2 separate regions of the Homo sapiens genome follow, and region 1 is linked to region 2. A link is an interaction called in ENCODE POLR2A ChIA-PET data of the cell type or tissue named here. Cell type or tissue: HepG2. All regions are shown on one strand.

Region 1 (8,000 bases), 150 kb before region 2:
GGCCTTCTTGCCTCTCAAAGCATTTTTTATCACCTCTTTTAAAGCACTCAGGTTCCACAGACAGTGATTTGGGCCTGATGGAGTTAATGTTTTAGACCCCCAGATACGGCAGGTTTGTACTAAGTCATGCACTTGTTCAGGCTTCCTCTGGTTCCTGGGGGCCCTGAAGAGCACCTGCCACAGGGTACTTCTGGTTCCATCCCTTGTGGGCATGGCCCCCCTTCCTGGGCTGAGCAGGAGCTTCTGGAAGCTGGGACCATGCTTCTGCTGTCTGTGTGTGTCTCCCCCACAACAGCCTCTGGCCTGGAGTGGGCGGTGGAATATTCCTTGCTGAAATGGAAATGTGTGTGGCTCTGGCTCTTGACCTTTCCCCTTTAAGTTTCTCTGCTCTTAACTCCTTGATTAAAATGTCAAGTAAGCAGGGATCTGTAAACCCATTTTTAATTCCATGGGGAGTGGAAAAGGGCTCCATTTTAAATGACCTTCTGCTGTGGCTGGCATGAATAATCATCTCCTAAATGACACCCTTTGAGAATGGAAAAAGTAAGACTCTGTGCGGGGAGTAGGGGAGGCCACCCCTGCAGGGATCTAGTGGTTGCTGTGGTTTTTCAGCACTGCCCCAGGGAGTTGGGAATATAGGCAAGGGACCAAAAATGCTATTAATCAACAAAACATTGGTTCAGAAACTGTGGAACGTGTAAGCTAGAAGCATCCTCAGAGGTGCTTTCGAATGCCTCCCCCCAACTTTTTTTCATTGTTGTTGTTGAGATGGAGTCTTGCTCTGTTGCCCAGGCTGGAGTGCAGTGGTGCGATCTCGGCTCACTGCAACCTCTGCCTCCCAGTTCAATGATTCTCCCGCCTCAACCTCCCCAGTAGCTGGAACTACAGGTGTGCACTACCACGCCTGGCTAATTTTTGTATTTTTAGTAGAGACGGGGTTTCACCATGTTGGCCAGGCTGATCTAGAACTCCTGACCTCAGGCAATCCGCCCACTCAGCCTCCCACAGTGCTGGGATTACAGGCATGAGCCACTACGCCCGGCCTAAATGCCCCTATTTTAGAGATGGGGAAATTGAGGTCCAGGGAGGGAGGCTGCTGTCCGAGGATACACAAGGAAGAGATGTCACAGCCTGCCTCTCAGTCTGACAGAGTCCCAGGAGGAAGCCAGGCCACCCCGGACAGGGTGACCAAGCATCTGGTTTGCTTGGGACTGAGGGAATTCCTGGCACCTGGAACTTTCATTGCTAACACTGAGACAGCCTCAGGCAAACCCCAGTGGTGGGTCATGGTTTCTCTCTCTGGCTATAAAGGCTTCCAGACGAGTTCTAGAAGAGTGAAAAGGCAGAGGTATCTGAGGCCCAGTCTGTCACTTGGACCCAGCAGGACCAGTGGTCCAGCTGGCAGTGAGGTGGGCCGCCAGGCCTAAGGTGGCTGAGGCTCTAAAGCTTCCCAGTGTCTGCCTTGCTGGGCACTTCCCTCTGGGCCTCCAGCTCTGCCCGTCTTTGACTGTTGTGCTCTGTCTGTACAAAAGACACGATTTTTAAAATCTCTCTTGGGCTGTTTAACTTTGATCTCTGTAAACATTTATTTCAATAAATGTACATCCACATGGTATGTATTTTGAGAGGTTCAGTTTAGCAACGTGCTGGCAAGTCTTTCTGATGTTTTGCAGCTTGGGGAAATCCAGCTAGCTCAGTTCCGTGCTCTCTGTGTGACATCTGTCTGTAAATTCCTGCATCTCTCTGAGTCTTGGTTTCCCCATGTGTGAAGTGAGAAATGCAAGTATCTACCTTGTTGAGTTGCTCTGAGAAGTAAAGAGAAACAACTGCAAATTGCCTGGCACGTAGTAAGCACTCAGTAAAAGGTAGCAGTTCTTTTTTTTTTTTTTAAACTTTTTTTGTTGTTTTGAGTCTTGCTCTGATGTCCAGGCTGGAGTGCAGTGGTGTGATCTCTATTCACTGCCACCTCCGCCTCCTGAGTTCAAGTGATTCTCCTGCCTCAGCTTCTTGAGTAGTTAGGATTACAGGTGCATCTCATCACACTCAGCTAATTTTTGTATTTTTTGTAGAGACAGAGTTTCACCATGTTGGCCAGGCTGGTCTTGAACTCCTGTCCTCAATTGATCCGCCTGCCTCGCCTTCCCAAAGTGCTGGGATTGTAGGTGTGAGCCACTGCACCTGGCCAAAAGTTAGCTCTTCTTATCTCGACTCCCTGGTGGCTCTAGGTCTAGTTGGTCCTTGCCTTTGAGGTATGGGGGAGTCAGCCAGGGATTAGTGAAGGCACTGGAATTCTCTATGGATGGAAATTTAAGATTTTTCCTCCTGGCTCCTGTAGGTTCAGAACTTAACTCTGCTGTTAAATATGCATTAGTTTCCATGCAGAGGAAACTAATAGGCTTTTCACCAGAGCTTCTTTTCTCCTTAAATTCTCAGAACAGAGCTGGATTCTGAAGGAGGCTCATGTCTTCTCTATACAGAGCTGCCATAATCCAACAGTAAGGAAGACTGGACGTGGGGCAGGTGGAGGTGGAGTAAATGGAGGGGAGCAGGGCTGTGGCCTGGGCATCAGGAGACAGGGCTTGTCCCAAGTCTGCCCCTCATGTGAGTGATGTAAGGAAAGCCCTTTCCTCTCTGGGCCTCTGCTTCCCCTCTGTGAGATAAGTAGGTCAGAGTCAGTGATCTCTAAGGCTCTATCTAGGTCTCGATTCTTTGACTCTAGGCTCCTACATCCAGCCCCATGCTACATACACAGTATACATTGATAAAGATGACATTTAATGATTGTTTGTTTAATGAATTGATATATGGGGCGGGGGACGTTGCTGACACTCATGGGGACTTTGACCCTTACCATTCTCTTCCGTGGGGAGGGTCTGGCCCTAGTGTGACATTCACTTTTTTTTTTTTTTTGAGACAGATTAGCACTCTGTCACCCAGGCTGGAGTGCAGTGGCACGATCTCAGTTCACTGCAACCTCCGCCTCTTGGGTTCCAGCGATTCTCCTGCCTCAGCCTCCCCAGTAGCTGGGATTACAGGTGCCCACCACCACGCCCAGCTAAGTTTTGTATTTTTTAGTAGAGACAGGGTTTCATCATGTTGACCAGGCTGGTCTTGAACTCCTGACCTCAGGTGATCTGCCTGCCTTGGCCTCTCAAAGTGCTGGGATTACAGGCGTGAGCCACTGTGCCCTGCCATATTCATTTATTTGCTATCCATCCCTGGCAGCACAGTCCTGAAGAGAAGTGTTGAGGGCCAGGATGTCTGTCTCCCCTCCCTGGGGTCCCAACCCTGACTTTCTCCTTCCAGGGGAGGAAACTTCTCTTCCAACTTAGCTCCTCTGGAAAGCAACCAAGAAACCTCAACTCCTTTTATTCAAAGAAACTGGCCTGTAGACCAAGGCTGCCCTACCTGATCTCTAGTGTACCTGCAGGAGTGACTCTGGTTAGCCCAGGATGTTCAGGGCCCTGGTGGCAAGAATGGCCTGGACAAAAGAGCGGCTCAGGAGCTCTGCTGTTCTTAGAATAGATGGGGTGGGCTCGCCTTCCAGCTCAGGCTTCCCTGTGGGAGCTCTCACATAAACTCACTGCACTTAAACTCTTTGCAACTGTTCCAAATCAAAAGGCGAGGTTCTCAGTTCATACAGCAAAAGTTAGATGATGACAGTCAGTGTTTCCACTGGGAAGAAATGGGATTATCCATCCTCATTCACTGGCCACAGCCAGTCTTCCTTCTGTTTCTCCTCCTATGATCAGCTCTTCCCCCATTTGGGGCTTTCACTCTTGAAGTTGGTTCTGTCTCTCCAGGACATTCTGCCCCTCATCTCCTGCCTCAGGTGACAGCCTTCGGGTCTCAGCTGAAATGGCACTTCTTCAAAAAGGTCTTCCCTGACCTCTAGTCTAAAATAGGTGTCTCTACCACAGTTTTCCTTTGAGTTCTCTGTGCTTTTCCAAAATAATACTCACTGGCATTGGTATTTCTTTTTTTGTTTGTGTGTGTCTAGTCCAAGTTTCCCCTACTGCAGTCAATGCTTATGGGGCAATGCCTTGTCTTTTTCATCCCTATATCCCTAACATCTGGTCATCTTTTCATTTCTTACAATCTCTTTTTTCCCCTTTTTTGTATTAATACAGTCTCACCAGCTTTCTTTTCTTTTTTCTTTTTTTTTTTTTTTTTGAGACCAGGTCTCACTCTGTTGCTCGGGCTGCAGTGGTGTGATCATAGGCGCCTCGAACTCCTGGGCTCAAAATAATCCTCCCACCTCAGCCTCCCCAGTAGCTGGGACTACAGTTGCATGCCACCAAGCCCAGCTAATTTTCTTTTTTTTTTTTTTTTTTTGAGACGGAGTCTCACTCTGTCACCCAGGCTGGAGTGCAGTAGCGAGATCTCAACTCACTGCAAGCTCCGCCTCCTGGGTTCAAGCGATTCTCCTGCCTCAGCCTCCCGAGTAGCTGGGATTACAGGCGCCTGCCACCACACCTGGCTAATTTTCATATTTTTAGTACAGACGGGGTTTCACCACGTTGTTCAGGCTGTTCTCGAACTCCTGACCTTGTGATCCGCCCTCCTTGGCCTTCCAAAGTCCTGGGATTACAGGAGTGAGCCACTGCCCCTGGCTTTTTTTTTTTTTTTTGAGACGGAATCTTGCTCTGTTGCCCAGGCGGGAGTGCAGTGGCACTATCTTGGCTCACTGCAACCTCTCACTTCCCAGGTTCAAGTAATTCTCCTGCCTCAGCCTCCTGAGTAACTGGGATTACAGGTGCACACCACCACGCCTGGCTAATTTTGTATTTAATTTTCTTATTTTAATTTTTTTTTTTTTGTAGATATGGGGTCTTACTATGTTGCCCAAGCTAACCAGCCAGCTTTCTTTTAGTTAGATGTTGTTAGGCATATTTTTATCTGTGTCTATTTTAGGTGTTTCTCTTATAAACTTGGTTTTGTTTTACTTTTAATCCAGCTTGACAATTTTTGTCTTTTACCTTCCTAATTTAGTTCATTCACATTTATTATGGTTTTCACTGTAATGGCTAGATATGTTTCTATCATATTTGATGCTTTATCATTATCTTTGTTTTTCTATGTTTTAATTTCCTCTCTTTTCATTTGGATTTAATTATTTTTCTCATTTCATTTTTTTCCCTCTAGTAGTTTGAGAGTAGTACACTCTATGTTTAGTTTTTTTAATGACTATCCTATAATGTTCAACATTTCTTCTTGAATCTCAAACTTATCGGAGGCTCATTTTCTCTTTTTCTGAACTATTTCCTTTAAACATGTCTTTAGTGAAGGTTTGTTGATAAACTTAATTTTTGTCTGAAAATGATCTGATTTCCTTATCATTCTTGAAATATAGCTTCATTAGTTTAATTGTATGTTGATTGTTCTTTTTATTCCAGCTCTTTGAAGACATTATTCTACTGTCTTCTGGTTTTCCATCCTTGCTTTTGAAAAGTCTGCTATCGATTTAATTGTTTTTTTGTTTTGTTTTGAGGCAGAGTTTCACTCTTGTTGCTCAGGCTGGAGTGCAATGGTACGGTCTCCACTCATTGTACCCTCTACCTCCCGGGTTCAAGCAATTCTCCTGTCTCAGCCTCCCGAGTAGCTGGGGTTACAGGCATGCGCCACCACGCCTGGCTAATTTTTGTATTTTTAGTAGAGACACGGTTTTACCAGGTTGGTCAGGCTGGTCTCAAACTCCTGACCTCAGGTGATCCACCCACCTCGGCCTCCCAAAGTGCTGGTGAGAGGTGACAGCGTGCTGGCAGTCCTCAGAGCCCTCGCTTGCTCTTGGCACCTCCCCTGCCTGGGATCCCACTTTGGCGGCATTTGAGGAGCCCTTCAGCCCCCCACTGCACTGTGGGAGCCCCTTTCTGGGCTGGCCAAGGCTGGAGCCCACTCCCTCAGCTTGCAGGGAGGTGTGGAGGGAGAGGCACGAGCGGGAACCGGGGCTGCGTGCGGCGCTTGTGGGCCAGCTGGAGTTCCAGATGGGCGTGGGCTTGGTGGGCCCCGCACTCGGAGCAGCCAGCCAGCCCTGCTGGTCCTGGGCAATGAGGGACTTAGCACCCGGGCCAGTGGCTGCGGAGGGTGTACTGGGTCCCCCAGCAGTGCCGGCCCACCGGCGCTGTGCTCAATTTCTCGCCAGGCCTTAGATGCCTTCCCGCCGGGCAGGGCTCGGGACCTGCAGCCCGCCATGCCTGAGCCTCCCACCCACTCCATGGGCTCCTGTGCGGCCCGAGCCTCCCCAAGGAGCGCCGCCCCCTGCTCCACCGCGCCCAGTCCCATCGACCACCCAAGGGCTGAGGGGTGCGAGCGCACGGCGCGGAACTGGCAGGCAGCTCCACCTGCAGCCCCCGTGCGGGATCCACTAGGTGAAGCCAGCTGGGCTCCTGAGTCTGGTGGGGACGTGGAGAGTCTTTATGTCTAGCTCAGGGATTGTAAATACACCAATCAGCACCCTGTGTTTAGCTCAAGGTTTGTGAATGCACCAATCGACACTCTGTATCTAGCTGCTCTGGTGGGGCCTTGGAGAACCTTTATGTCGAAACTCTGTATCTAACTAATCTGATGGAGACGTGGAGAACCTTTGTATCTAGCTCAGGGATTGTAAACGCACCAATCAGCCCCCTGTCAAAACAGGCCACTCGGCTCTACCAATCAGCAGGATGTGGGTGGGGCCAGATAAGAGAATAAAAGCAGGCTGCCGGAGTCAGCATTGGCAACCTGCTATTGTCCCCTTCAATACTGTGGAAGCTTTGTTCTTTTGCTCTTTGCGATAAATCTTGCTACTGCTCAGGTCCACGCTGCTTTTATGAGCTGTAACACTCACTGCGAAAATCTGCAGCTTCACTCCTGAGCCTAGCGAAACCACGAGCCCACCGGGAGGAACAAACAACTCCAGACGCGCTGCCTTAAGAGCTGTAACACTCACTGCGAAGGTCTGCACCTTCACTCTTGAGCCAGCAAGACCACGAACCCACCAGGAGAAAACTCCGAACACAACTGAACATCAGAAGGAACAAACTCCAGACGCACCACCTTCAGAGCTGTAACACTCACCGCGAGGGTCCGTGGCTTCATTCTTGAAGTCAGTGAGACCAAGAACCCACCAACTCCAGACACACTGGGATTACAGGTGTGAGCCACCGCGCCCGACTGATTTAATTGTTGTCTTATTTTAGGTAATCTCTTTTTTCTCTCTGGCTGCTTTAAGTTTTTTATTTTTTAAGAGACATGGTCTTGCTCTGTCATCCAAGCTGGAGTACAGTGGCCCAATCACAGAGCATAGCTCACTGCAGCCTCGAACTCCTGAGCCGAAGTGATCCGCTCATTTCAGCCTCTCGAAGAGCTGGGCCTATGAGTGCACACCACCTCATCTGGCTAATTTGTTTTATTTTACTTTTTTTAGACAGAATCTCGCTCTGTCACCCAGGCTGGAGTGCAGTGGTGCGATCTCTGCTCACTGCAAGCTCCACCTCCCGGGTTCATGCCATTCTCCTGCCTCAGCCTCCTGAGTAGCTGGGACTACAGGCACCTGCCACCACGCCGGGGTAATTTTTTTTTGTATTTTTAGTAGAGACAGGGTTTCACCGTGTTAGCCAGGATGGTCTCTATCTCCTGACCTTGTGATCTGCCCAAAGTGACCTCGGCCTCCCAAAGTGCTGGGATTACAGGTGTGAGCCACTGCGCCTAGCTATTTTATTTCATAGAAACAAGGTCTTGCTTTGTTGCTTATGTTGGCCTTGCACTTCTGGGCTCAAGCACCCCTCTTGCCTTGACCTCCCAAAGCGCTGGGATTGCCACAACACCTGGCTCCTTCCCATTTTTGTTAGTCTTTTGTTTCTTACTCATGTTTTCAAGTAGATCTTTTATTTCTTTAAACTAAATGGTATTATAGTTTAATCATAGCAGCTTAAGTTTTATGGGCATAATTCTGCTGTCAGTCATGTCTGTTGATGTCACTTCTGATTGTGAGGTCATGTTTATACACACTTTATATCTAG
Region 2 (8,000 bases):
TCTGAGGAGGGATTCTGGGAGCTGGGGGTGTGTGATGCACCCATCTGAACTTAGTGTGCCAATCAGAGTCAGTCCAGGCCCTTTGAGCTGCTTATGCCAGGCCAGTTTGCAGGTCCAGTGCTTGGTCCCATCTCAACAGTTCTTCCCCAGGAAAGCTGGGGCTGGGAGGTCTAGAGAAGGGGGCTGGAGGAGCTGGATATTGGGCCATCCTGATCCTAGCCAGGGAGATTCAGGAGCCTTAGTCTCGCCCAGCACTGTGGCCTCCTAACATTAAAGAGAATGTTTAATTAAACATTCGCTCAGCACTGTGGCCTTCTAACATTAAAGAGAATGTTTAATTAAACATTCGCTCAGCACTGTGGCCTCCTAACATTAAAGAGAATTAAACATTCTCTTTAGTGTTATCCCAAAAGACCATCTTACCACAAGAAAGGCAAGAAGAGGGGCAGCGAGTGGGACATCATTGCCAGAGTAGCTGAAACAGCCAAAACCTTAGGAGATTCCGAGGGTTCTGGATAATGTATGAATTAGAGGGAAGCTGTCTGCCATTGTCCAGCCAAATATTGCTTGTTGCTAATACTGAGATGAGGTTTAAAAATAGGAAGCATAGCAAGGTCTTCATTCCTTTCCTTCTAATCCTTCATTCCCTTCTGTTCTCTTTGCCACAGACTCCGCAAAAACCCTGCTCCGAGGAGTAACCCCCACTTAGGAATCACAAGTTCTGGGTGAGGGCTCACAGCGAGCCAATGCTGGGCTGAATGTCTTTAGATGACCACGCAGTTAATCCTCCTATGACTGTTCCATGGTCAGCCCCACTTAATAGGAGAAGAGACTGAGACTGAGGTGAGGCAACCAGCCCGAGGCCACATGGCAAGGGGTGGCAGGGCTGGAGAGGACCCAGGAGTCTGGTTCCAGCCAGGTGTATAGCCCGTTCTCTACCCAGCCTCTTGAGCGTCTTGCCAAAGAAAAACCCCAGTGAGAGAGGCGCTCCCATCCATACTCACGTCATTGAAGTGCTTAGTGGTTTTCATGATATAAGGGGTCCTTTCATTCTTTTCCAGTTTCATCCATCCTTGTCCGAAGAACTCCCTGTAGGAAGTAAGGGGAGACCCAGGTGGAGGGGGTGAGGTTTGCCTTGCTGATTTCATTGCTCCATGCTTTTTATTTTATTTTTTGGCTTTTTGAGGCTGTCATTTCTGGGGGAACAACCTTCTGCAGAGCCCTGGAAGGAAGGAACCTTGGGCTCAAGTCCAGCTCTGCCTTGTCGCAGCTGTGTGGCCCCAGACAAACCCTTTATAGCTCAGGGCTTCAGTTTCCTTATCTGTAAAATGGGAATCAAGACAATCCTTTCCTCACAGGTTTACTGGGAGGCTGAAATAAGGTGTGGGAAGGCACACATGGTGGAAATAATTTGTTATGAATCTTGTTTTCTGACAGGGAGAATTCACATTTTAGTCACTGCAGCAGCTGGTCTGTAGGATGAGGGAATAGAAGGCCCTAAAAGGGGGCAGATAAAAGGCTTAAAAAGCCTGCAAGCCAAGCCACAGGCTCCTGACATCATAAAGTGACAGGGAGAGGGGACCTCGGCAGAGTCCTGTGGGCAGAAGGGGCCGGGGAGGTGATTTGTGTTTGAAAACACATCCCGCTTCTCCTCCTAGAGGGACATATCAGGAATATCATCTGTTTCTATGTCCAGGAGATGTGACAGGTTTCCAAAGTGCCGACCCTCTCTATTTACACGAGGCAGCACCCATGCTGGGGAGGGCTGCGAGAGTGCCAGGTGGGGCTGAGGCCAAAAGCCCCACAATGATTCAAATCCGGTGAGCCCAATTCTGGGAAACCATTCTGGGACCATTGTTAGGAATTCAGACATATTTGTTGCAAGGATGTTTACCGCAGGGATAAATATAAAAGTGAAGGCTGAAAACACTCTCGTGGCTTAGTAACACACTGTTAGAGAATGCTGTGTACTTATTAAAAATAGTGTTTACAAATGCCCTTTTGGCATAGCATCAGATGAAGGAAGAGGGATAGAAAATTACATAAGTAGAATAATTGCAGTGAACACCAGGGATGACTGAGGCCAGAACAGGTAACAGCAGGCCTTGGGGCTTCTTCAAAGTCCACGCCTGTCCCCTAAATCAGCTACTGGAGGTCACTGGACCTACACACGTGCCCACGCTCTTGCCTGTGTGCACAGTTTCTCACAGGTACATGTGCACACACACATGAACACATGCTCTTTTCTAGATACTCTCTTTCTAGGAGCTCTGAGTTAGAGATGATTCCAGAAAAGTGTGTGTGTGCAGCTGACAGGTAAGGAGAGAATTTGGTGGGCAGGAACGGGAACAGGCTTCTCTCCCTCATTCTGCTGACCCAGGCACTATTGTTTCAAGCTGTGGAGGGTCCGTGCAGCTCTGGAAATTCACTGCGTGTGCTTCCAGGGTGCTGTCCAAGACAGTGCCTGAGGAAGCGGGGGGAGGCGGGTGGTGCCTGCAACACTTACTCATAAGGAATCTTCTTGAAGACGAGGTGATCTAGCAGGGTCAGCTGCTCCGCGATCTCCAGGGCTGAGTGGTTTTCAAAGGGCTCAGCCTTCACGCCTTCAGCCTGGTTTTGAGTTGGGGGAGCAACATTTTGAGTTAGGCCCATGACGGACACCTCCTGGATTCCCAGCTGCCTCTGTGGGGGTATCTCGCCCTCGAATTGGGTGGGCGGGTGGACGGGGTATGACGCTGCCTCGAATCTGATGAGAGGGTGGATGGAGTATGATGAGGGGAGGTGGAGGGAAGGGGACGGAGGGAGATGGGCCCCGCCCTGTTGTGCCGGTGTGTGCAGCCCAGTGCTCGGACTGCCCTCACCCACCCTGCCAGGGAGCTCCCAGCACGTGCATGAGACAATGGAGGCTTCCAGAGGTGAGCCACTGGCCCAAGTTGCTAAGCTGGAAGTGGGCTGACTAGGACTGGAGCCCAGGTCGTCTGACTTCAGGCTGTGCCTGGCCACTCCCTTCAGCGTCCGCCTGAGCCCACAGCTGGCTCTATACAATTTCCTTTTGAAACTAGCAGGTGTGGACTCCCAGGCGTGATTAGCTCCTGGGATGGCCCTGTGCTCAGAAGACAGCTGTCCTGCCTTAGTCCTGGGCCTTAGTCCGTGTCCCTGGCCCCCAGGGGCCACCCTTGGACACCATCATTAAGGGATTCCACTATTTGGGCCCTTCGACCAGAGAAAATCTTCAGGGAAACGTTAGCCAGAGGACAGTGGTGGCCACGGCAGGAGATGGATGAGTGGTGGACATAGGGAGGCCAGTGTATTGGGCACAAAGGCCTCGTGGAAGGTCTGCTGGATCTGAGTGAGGGATGCTGGAAGGCGGTGGGTAAAGGGACAACTGTGTTGGTCTTGGGAGGAGCCTGTTAGGAACAAGAATCCTCCCCCATCACCACCTCAGGACCACCTGGGCCACACAGGAGGAGAGCGGTCAACCCCTCAGGCAGCAGGTGCTCTGAGAGATGACTGTCTCGTGTGCCTCATGCCTTCACTTTTCCATGCTCACTTTACCCTGTCCAGAAGTCCCGGCTGGGCTGAGCACCTGCAAGCAGCCCATCTGCCGGGTCCCAAGGGAAGTGGGGCCATCCCTCCTAGACTAAGTGTCTCCCTTCCTCCCATTTCCTCCACAGACGGGCACTGAGGTCTGCACCAAGGCCCTTGCTACACGCTGAGATAGAAAGGCAGGAAACACGGTTCCTGACGTCAGGGATCTCCAGCCTAAGTGGTTCCAAGTCATGTGAATGGAGCGAGGACCGTGGAGAAAAACAGCCTCTGTGTGTGTGCCATGTGGGTGGTGTGTGGGTGGTGTGTGTGTGCCATGTGGGTGGTGTGTGGGTGGTGTGTGTGGTGTGTGGGTGGTGTGTATGGGGTGTTTGTGGTGTGGGGTGTGTGCATGTGTATGTGGGGTGTGTGTGTGTGTGGTGTGCCTGTGGGTGATGTGTGTATGTGGTGTGTGTGGTGTGGCGTGTGTATGTGGTGTGTGTGCGTGTGCCTGTGTGGGTGATGTGTGTGTGTGTACGTGGTGTGTGTGGTGTGGTGTGTGTGGTGTGTGTGTGGTGTCTGTGTGTGTGGTCTGGTGTGTGTGTGGTATGTTTGCTGGGTGTGTGTAGTGTATGTGTGTGTGGTGTGTGTTTGGTGTGTGTAGTGTGTGTGTGTGGGTGTGTGTGTGTGTTTGTGTGGTGGCTGTCGGTGAGTTTTTCCTGGCAGAGCTGCCCTGGGCAGGGAAGGGTGTGTAGAGAAACCCAGGTGCAGGAACATGGGTGTTGGGGGACATGAAGCCTTTGGGGACACAGAAAGGAGAGTGGCAGGGCCACTGGGATGCCGGGTTGTAGTGAGAGAACCCAGGCAGGGGATCCCCTGTGTGCTCACAGGGAGGGGACCCTCAGCCTCTGAAGCAGCTGAGTGAATAAATACAGGTGGGCAGCCCAGCCACCTTCCCATCTGAGGGTCCTGCCTGGTGCCCTGGGGTTGGGCTGAACTGCCAGGGCCAAGGGTGAGCTCAAGGGGCTGGGTGGCTTATGGCCCAGAGGCCCAGGCGCTGTGGGGCCCAGAGGCCTGCACTGGTACCAGAGGCCAGAAGAGGCATTCTGGCCAAGGTGGGGTGGTTGGCTCCTTCCGCTCACTTCTGGGGTGGCCTGGGAAAGAGGGTGACCCTGGAAGCAGAGATCAAAACTGACAACTTCCTCCACCTTTTATAGGCTTTTGAAAATCCTCACTGTCTCTAGTGAGGCCGCGGGGCCCTCTCAACCCGGATCTGCCCCACACAGGCTCTGGGGACAAGAGAGGGCAGCTCAGCAGCTGTTTGTTCTGGAAGAACCTCAGGCTGTTCACGAAGGAACAAGGGGCCCTCATGCTGTTGAGGGGTAAACATTCCAGGTGAGCCCCTGTTGGGAAACAGGAGCAGAGTGCAGTCGGCTTCCTTTCAGCTGCCGAGAGGAGTACTTCCGTCTTGGGGTTTACCCAGCATTCTGGCCCCAAAGGGTCAGTCTGGAGGAAGTAGGGTCTGGGGACCGTCAACCTCCCTGCCTGTGGACCACGTGTGGGTTCCTGGGGGCCCAGCCCTGCAGCACTGCTCTGGGGGCAGAGTGTGGGCAGAGTGCTTACAGCTTCATAGGTGCCCTCACCACTTCCAGGAACCAGGAGGGGAACATGGGAGGGGCAGGGGCAGCAGGGGCCCAGAACCCAGAGTCCCAAGTCCTCACGCTGGCTACTTCCAACAGACTGAAGGTCACTCAACCAGCAAGGGGCTGAGCCAGCATGGCACAATCTCTGCCTCTGGTGGGGAAGGTGTGGTCAGAGTGAGCCTGTCTTGAGTATCCCCAGCCGCTGTGATGCAGGGGCCAAGGGCTCTGGGGTGGCTTGTGATGGCATTCTGGGGTGCACATCACTGACTTGGAAAAAAGTGGGCTGTAGCTGGACCCTGGAAGTGCACAAGACCATCATTCCCTTATTCCGTCTGGAATGCCACTATGAGCTTGGATTTGTTCATGGTGAGCACAGCTCTGTCTCTGGGGTCCCATCATTTCTGGGCAGGTGGTGAGCTGCACTCCAACTTCTGGGGATGAGGCAGTGTGGTAGACGGAATGAGGGAGAGTTGTCGCTCTGGAGTCAGCCAGACCTGGGTGTGAACACCAGCTCTTATACCACCACTGGGGCCTCCCCTTGAGGCTTCGGAGGGAGCACAACCCTTCCAGCACCTTTTTTTTTTTTTTTTTTGAGATGGGGGTCTCACTCTGTCACCCAGGCTGGAGGGCAATGGCTCGATCTCAGTTCACTGCAACCTCTCCCTCCTATGCTCAAGCAGTCCTCCCACTTCAACCTCCCAAGTAGCTGGGATCACAGGCATGCGCCACCATGCCCGGGTAATTTTTTGTATTTTTGGTAGAGACAGGGTTTCACCATGTTGCCCAGGCTGATCTTGAACTCCTGACCTTAAGTGATCTGCCCACCTCAGCCTCCCAAAGTGCTAGGATTACAGGTGTGAGCCACCACGCCTGGCCTCCCTCTCACATCTTAATTTCAGACTCCAGAACTATGAGAGAATACATTTCTTTTTTCTTTCTTTTTTTTTTTTTTTGAGATGGAGTCTCGCTCTGTTACCTAGGCTGGAGCGTGCAGTGGAGGATCTTGGCTCACTGCCACCTCCGCCTCCTGGGTTTAAGTGATTCTCCCGCCTCAGTCTCCTGAGAAGCTGGGGTTACAGGCACCTGCCACCACGCCTAGCTAATTTTTGTATTTTTAGTAGAAATGGGGTTTTACCATGTTGGCCAGGCTGGTCTCCACCTCCTGACCTCAGGTGATCTGCCCACCTTGGCCTCCCAAAGTGCTGGGATTACAGGCATGAGCCACTGCGCTCAGCCCATTCCTGTTGTTTTAAGCCGCCCAGTTTGTGGTATTTTTTCACAACAGCCACAGAAAATGAATACGGGTGATGCCTGTGATGGGTCAGGGGTCCTGGGCAGGAGGATGGGGAGGAAAGCCTTGGAAAGCAAGAGGGCAGGCCCAGCTCACCATCTGCGTGATCTCCTCCAGCGTGATCTGGTTGTCACCTGGGTCCTCCTGGGTCAGAGTCCTAGGCAGGAGCGAGAAGGCACGGTGAGCCCCACTTCACGTTGCAGCAGCCCCTCCCCAGCTCGGACAGCCCCACACGGCCTCTGCTCTTACGCCCCTCTGTCCTCGTCATCCCCATTGCCAGGAGCACCCTTTCCCCTTCCTCCTTCACTCTTCTTCCTGATGGTCCTGGCGCTCCTGGCTGTGGGAGGTCCCCTTCTGGGGCCCTCTCAGCCCCTGGGCTTCCTGCATCTGGCTGGGTGGGAATGGCCTTTCTGCCACCTCAGGCAGGGAGCCCTTGAGGGAGGGACGGTGTCTGATTCAGCCCCATAGCTCTGGTGCCAGCACAGGACTGGACATTCAGCAGGCGCTCCTGCGAGCACATGGATGACAGGATGCATGACAGGAAGGAAGCACAGGGAGTGGGGAGGCAGCAGCATGGCAGCCACAGGCCCAGAGGAGGGACTGCAAGGATGGAATTGGGAGAGCAGAGGAGAGTGGTACACACGGTGGGGAATGAGGGTAGAGCCTCAAAGTCAGGCCAAAGTGCCGCACGCTCACAGTGATGGGCTCAGAGCCACAGCTGGTGAGTACCAACGGAGGCTGCGGACACTGGAGAGCCAGGCCTGGGCTGCGTGGGGACAGCCAGGGGTCTGCAGGCCTGCCGGGGCTGCGGGGAGTGGCTCTCTGGATCAGCCTGGCAGAAGGCATTGTCGTGTATATCTTACAGCTGAGGAAACGGCCCCTCAGGGAACTGCCTCACCTGGGGTCCCGCAGCTGGAGCATGGTGGGCCCACGCTCCAAACCAGGGCTGCCAACTCCAGAGCCTGCTCTTTCATCACACCCAGGGAACAGGCTCCCCTCCGAGGGTGGCTTTGATCAATATGCTCGGTGGGGGGCTCCACACACTCCTAAGGCCTCCTGGGAGGACCACGAGTGGCGGCTGTGTGTGTGTGTGCGTGTGTGTGTGTGTGGGCATGTGTGCACACACTCTGGCCTCTGTACTGAAGATGTGGAGGCCTGAAAGAGATTTTAGGACTGTGAGCCTGAGGGAAGAATGGGCCCCAGCATGGGGCCTCCACGGCCTGGCTGGGGAGGATGTCTGGGCACTCTGGTCACAGGCAGGACTTGGGGGAAAGTCTGGGGAGGCTGGGGCCAGGCAAGAGGTGAGGAGGAAAGGCCAGGGCCCAAGCCCTCACACCTGGGCTGGGCTGGGAGCAGACAGGCTGAGTCGGTAGGTGCCCGCCACCCACTGAACAGCCTGTAAAAGTGACACCCGTGATCTCATCCCAGCCTTGAAGCGGGTATTGTTCACCCATTTTATGGATGAGGCTCAGAGCGGGGACTTGCCCAGGTCACATGAGTCACTGGCTGAGCATCTCAGACATCGGGCTGCCTGACCCTGA

What was found. Peaks named below come from ENCODE experiments on the same cell type or tissue, not always from the same donor. Only the 100,000 strongest peaks of a DNase experiment are listed, where the experiment ranks them.
Region 1: POLR2A ChIA-PET joins it to region 2 with 7 read pairs; 2 of 35 experiments call an interaction of 5 or more read pairs at or near these places.

What each region holds. Positions count from the first base shown.
Region 1 is chr15:78,840,950-78,848,949 of GRCh38, forward strand. No RefSeq gene overlaps it. Among named protein-coding and RNA genes, the nearest start is that of TRK-CTT1-2, 16 kb to the right of the region's middle. In HepG2, no CTCF peak of the experiment used is centred here; no DNase peak of the experiment used is centred here; H3K27me3 peaks cover 1,268 bases.
Region 2 is chr15:78,989,185-78,997,184 of GRCh38, forward strand. RASGRF1 (Ras protein specific guanine nucleotide releasing factor 1) reads right to left here. Exons shown (of 27, transcript NM_001145648.3): 20 at 6,556-6,616; 21 at 2,507-2,610; 22 at 1,005-1,089. Among named protein-coding and RNA genes, the nearest start is that of CTSH, 48 kb to the left of the region's middle. RefSeq lists an enhancer at 7,265-8,000. In HepG2, no CTCF peak of the experiment used is centred here; DNase peaks (open chromatin) are centred at 4,927 and 7,947.